2 separate regions of the Homo sapiens genome follow, and region 1 is linked to region 2. A link is an interaction called in ENCODE POLR2A ChIA-PET data of the cell type or tissue named here. Cell type or tissue: MCF 10A. All regions are shown on one strand.

Evidence for each region. ChIA-PET counts read pairs that join two places held together with the same protein. Peaks named below come from ENCODE experiments on the same cell type or tissue, not always from the same donor. Only the 100,000 strongest peaks of a DNase experiment are listed, where the experiment ranks them.
Region 1: POLR2A ChIA-PET joins it to region 2 with 9 read pairs; 10 of 35 experiments call an interaction of 5 or more read pairs at or near these places.

Annotation. Positions count from the first base shown.
Region 1 is chr6:25,366,036-25,368,535 of GRCh38, forward strand. All of the region lies in intron 2 of CARMIL1 (capping protein regulator and myosin 1 linker 1), which reads left to right. The region is part of intron 2 of LOC124901281 (a long non-coding RNA gene); the gene reads right to left. Among named protein-coding and RNA genes, the nearest start is that of CARMIL1, 88 kb to the left of the region's middle. In MCF 10A, no CTCF peak of the experiment used is centred here; no DNase peak of the experiment used is centred here.
Region 2 is chr6:25,311,470-25,313,969 of GRCh38, forward strand. All of the region lies in intron 2 of CARMIL1 (capping protein regulator and myosin 1 linker 1), which reads left to right. Among named protein-coding and RNA genes, the nearest start is that of CARMIL1, 33 kb to the left of the region's middle. RefSeq lists an enhancer at 1-134. In MCF 10A, no CTCF peak of the experiment used is centred here; DNase peaks (open chromatin) are centred at 962 and 1,452.

The DNA.
Region 1 (2,500 bases), 55 kb after region 2:
TTGCTCAGGCTGGAGTACAGTGGCACTATCACAGCTCCCTGGAACCTCGAACTGGGTTCACAACCTCCCATTTCAGCCTCCCAAATAGCTAGGATTACAAGTGTGTACTACCATGCCTGGCTAATTAAAAAAAAAAAAAATTGTAGAGATGTGCTCTCACTGTGTTGCCCAGGCTGATCTTAAACTCCTAGCCTCAAGCAGTCCTTCCATCTTGGCCTCTCAAAGTGCTGGGATTACAGGCATGAGCCACCATACATGGCCTTTCAGTGTCTTTGAACTAGCTATTCCCTCTGCCTGGAAAACTTTCCTAAGATTTCCATGCAGTTTGGGGCACTTCCTCACCTTCTTCAAATCTCTGTACAATGTTACCTTTTTTCTGTGTCTGTGCCTGACATTTAAAATTGTAACACCTCACCCTCACCCCATTCTGCTTTACTTTTCTCCATCACACTTTGATCAGCTTTGAACATGCCCCTATGTCTTCGTTATGTATCTATGCATTGTTTTCTCTTTCCTAGAATGTAAACCTCCTGAAGGCAGGGATTTTTGCCTATTTTGCTCACTGCTGTATATCCAACCTTTTAGAATAGTGCCTGGCACATACTAGATCTCATTATACATTATACAAGTAAATGAAAGTTTTCAAGATTAAAGATTTGTATGAATTAAGTTAAGTAACAGCACCCTCTTACAGGACACAAGAGAATAATCATGTCTGTACAGGTTGGCCCCTGGTAAGATGCTCATTTAAAAATGGTTGTGTCAGTTTAATATAAGTGTGTTCTTTTCTTGCCTACTTAAAATGTATTTCTAACTATGACTTTTCTTTTGGAAAATGATTGACTTTGGGGGAGCTCTTTCAGAGGTAAAGGAAGTTAACTAGCAGATCTAGGTAACTGAACCTTGTGTACTATTCTAGAAATGTTTATACTTCTGCCAAATTGAAGCATGAGTTCAGTGTTTGCATAACCACCTGTGCAGTTACTCATAGTAGCATTCCAGTATGCATTTGCTGAACTATACTCTTCAATTTTGCAATAAAAGTATTTTCACATGTTGGCTGCTACTGTGAAAATTGGTTTCTCTCAAATGTTCGGAAAGCTTGTGCTGCAGTTTTGATGTGGGGGGTGTGGTTTAGTGCTGCATAACATTTACTTTTTTGGTGGAAGGGGGATCTGTGATGTAAACTTTTGGTTTCAATTTCTCTATTTGGAGCTCTTTTTGTTAGTGCTAAGAATTCTGAGGGTATCCCTATAGATGCTGGTTAAAAAACAAACAAAGCAATGTTGTCATTGACAGTTTGGTCAAGTGGGATGTAAGCTGCTGAGTGGGGTGAAGACCTGGTCTCCTTGGGGCTGATTTGGGGTTTGGGAGTGGTTTGGAGGGTGGCTGCCATTGAGGAGCAGGAAGTGTGGGGGTTGCTGCTGTGTCTGGAAGGACCTCCTAGGGGAGAGCTAGCAAACCAACATCACCAGTGCCCCCAGAACACTCAGCTGTGTGTGATGTGGCTGTGTGTGCCCTTGCTGGTACTCAGTCCTGTTAAGGCTTGAAGAGGAAGGTAAGGAGGGTAAGACTTGGAGAGGGAAGAGTTAAGGAGGGAGAATATTAATGCAGTAAGGAAGTAATTCATATTTTGAGACAGGTTCCCATGTGTGAACACTTGACTTCCAAACAGCCCACACTTGGCTTCATTATCTACAGACCACCTCTCCTGTGCTGCATTCAGACTCTCCCCCAAACCCCGACGGAGCCTCGGTCTGTCGCCTAGGCTGGAGTGCAGTGGCATGATCTCGGCTCACTGCAGCTTCTGCCTCCCAGGTTCAAATGATTTTCCTGCCTCAGTCTCCCGAATAGCTGGGATTTACAGGCACATGCCACCATACCCGGCTGATTTTTGCATTTTTAGTAGAAATGAGGTTTCCCCATGTTGGCCAGGCTGGTCACAAACTCCTGACCTCAAGTGATCTGCCTGCCTTGACCTCCCAAAGTGTTGGGATTACAGGCGTGAGCCACCGCACCCGGCTGCATTCAGACCTTTCCACGTCAGCTGAACTATCAGTAAAATTCTGAGCACAACTCTGAGAGAAATTCAGAGTTCAAATCAGTTGGTATGCCAGAAGCAGAGAACCCTGATCCTTACTGGAGTTGACTAGGACACCTTCTCTTTATTAGTTAAAGGTATGGCTAAATTTAAATAACTAATAGAGGTCAGACACGACTTACTTAGTTTCTGAGAGTAGTTGTTAACTGTCCTTTTCCCAAGGGAAATAAGCTAAGCTGAATTACTTAAACCACACTTTTTCCGTTTCTTAAAATGATTTCCATTTCCCTGCCCTAGGAAAAGTAGGCGGCTGCAGAGAGGTTGTGACAGAATTATAAAGCTATTTGAGTTAAATTAGCCCAGTACATCACTCTTAGAGCACATTGAACAGACAGCTAACACCTCCTGATAAGCACCAGCTACATACAGATCAATGTTTTCAAATGAAACCAAAGACAT
Region 2 (2,500 bases):
CCATAAAACTCCAGAAAAGTTCAGGATTTGGAAGCTCTAGGTCTTGCATAAGGCTGTAGGATATATAGAGCGGGGGAAAAAAAGAGCATTAGATGGAGATCTGTAAAAGCTGTTAAGCCCCAGTTCCCACCCCCACCCATCAGATCCAGGTGCTTGCCCCTCCTCTCACCCTGAAGGTTCTATTGTGAAAAGCTGTAAATCATTAGCCATCCATCCCCCCAACCTGCAAAGGTACACACCTAATAGATATGATACACACCCATCAGAAACAATGGCACACTTAGTTTAGAAGGGAAAAGTGGGCATACCCTTGTGGGTGTGTCATGATCTTAGAGGGCCAGGGGATAAGTAGTTTGAAAGTGATCTCCAAGGTGATTTTGAAGACACAATTCTCCCATCCCACTCTCGATTACTAGCCACTGATTTTGTCTCAGGAGGCATTAGCCGCCTGTCAAACTGCTGGGACATTATTTTTCTCTTAGTCAATAAAAGTAGTTTGACATCCATCACATATAGCATTTGCTAGGTCTTGTGGGAGGCAACGATTACAACAAAAGGGTAAAATATTGTCCTGTGCTCATGGAACTTCAAATCTAGTTATTGGTGATTATATACATTCTAAATTAAACACTTTCAAAATAAGACATCTTGTCAAGGTGAAGGATTAAAAACCTTTTTGTCCTATCCTGTCTATATTTCCTCTCACCCCCTCCCATCTGGGTGTGCTCAGATAAACTTTAGAGCACCCAAGGTTTATAGAACTCCTGACAGCGACCTCACCAAAGGCTGGACTTCCTATTTGTCATAAACTTGTTGAAATTTTGTTTGACTGCTTTAGTACAGGAGTATATTCCCCAAGACAAGAGACCTGAGAGCTTTTCCCTGGTTAAGATACCAAGGATGATTTCCAAATTTTAGACATCCTTCCCCTTGTTCCACCAATTTTTTTTTTCTTCTGGGAAAATAGCCAGGATGATTGCAAAACATAAGCTTGTAAAAAGGCAAAACTCCATGGATGTAAGAAAGTAAATTTCTTGAGGGCCACACCCATGATAACGCTGGAATTTTCATTTAATTCCTAACTCATTTTTTGTTGTTTTTGTTTTTTTAAACTCAAATGTGTCTCTTTAATTGAGGTCACTTACTTGGTTGGGAGATTAATATTCTGGTGGGGAAACTTTCTTTTTAGAGTTTATATTGTTTTATTCCTTCAGTCACTCAGTATTACTAATGGGGTAGCTTTTGGAATTTTCCATCCCCCCCACTTTCAGATTACTTTTGTCTTTTTTTTTTTCCCTGAGAAATTAGTGAAAACAGTTTGAAGTCTTGCCACGTTGTAAGGAGATTTGCATTATTTAAGGAAACAGCTGGCAGATCTCTATAATGCCCCACCTCTGTTCTGCCAGTGCCTAAAATTTCCTTTGCATGACTCAGTTAAAAAAAAAAAAAAAAAAAAAAAAAACCAGAGGAGGGGAACGAGTGGAGAGAAGAAACCCTTGTTTCCCTTTCTGAGTTGTAAAAAGCTTTTATCAAGGTTTACATTTAGTCATGCTTCTGTCCTCTAGTGGATGGCAGCATGTGATGAACTCAGAGAAACTCTTCTCCCAAATTGGCCAGTAAGAACTCTGCAAAAACTGTGGATGAGCTGAGCTTACCTCCCATAATTTTATTTTGAAAATAAAAAATTTTCCCCACATAGTAAACACAGTTATCTTCACGAGTGTGGGAATGATTAAGAAAAAAAAACCAAGCTTAGATTTTGCAAGATGGGTGACCTGAAGTTTTGCCTAGAGGGAGAGAAGGGTCTCTTCCTCCTTTCACTCTGTTCTTGACAGCGCCTGCAGCCTGCCCTGGAAGAACGGGTTTCTTCTTCAGATAGAAAGGAATTGCTGGCTCTTCTGCCAGCCTTGCCCATAGGCCTGGCTGTTTCCCTGATGCACCTTCCCTGCTCAAGTTGCTATCCTTATCATTTTATATTTTTGTGCCAGTATAGATTTGGTCCTATAAGGCTGCAGATACATAGTGGGCAGAAAGATGGGGGGATGAGAGCACTGAGCCTACAACCTATTTGGAGGGACTCTGGGCAGCATGAGGATGAGGGGCAGGGCCAGGGCCACCGCTAACTAGTTAGCAGTCAGGCAAATAGTCAAGGACAGAGACCTTGTATACATTAATAGTGCCAGCATTTTAAAGATCTTTACCCAGGGAAGGCTGTATATATACAGTTATTTGGGAGAAACCAGAAATGGTGTATTTAAAAAAATTGGATGCCTTAAACTTCCAAATAAATGCGTTTTAGAGCTCACTTATCTGGAGGTTGGCCTATAACATTCCCTCTCTGATGTCTTGCCTTTCAACTGTTTTTTTTCACTTCTCAGAGTGGGCATGAGAAACCACAGGATGTAGAAACATGGAGTCAGTTTTGCTAAAGCAGGCCCTCATGAGACTTGGAAGGGAAGAGGTGATGAGTCCAATGAGAGTTTAAAATTAGATGTTCAGT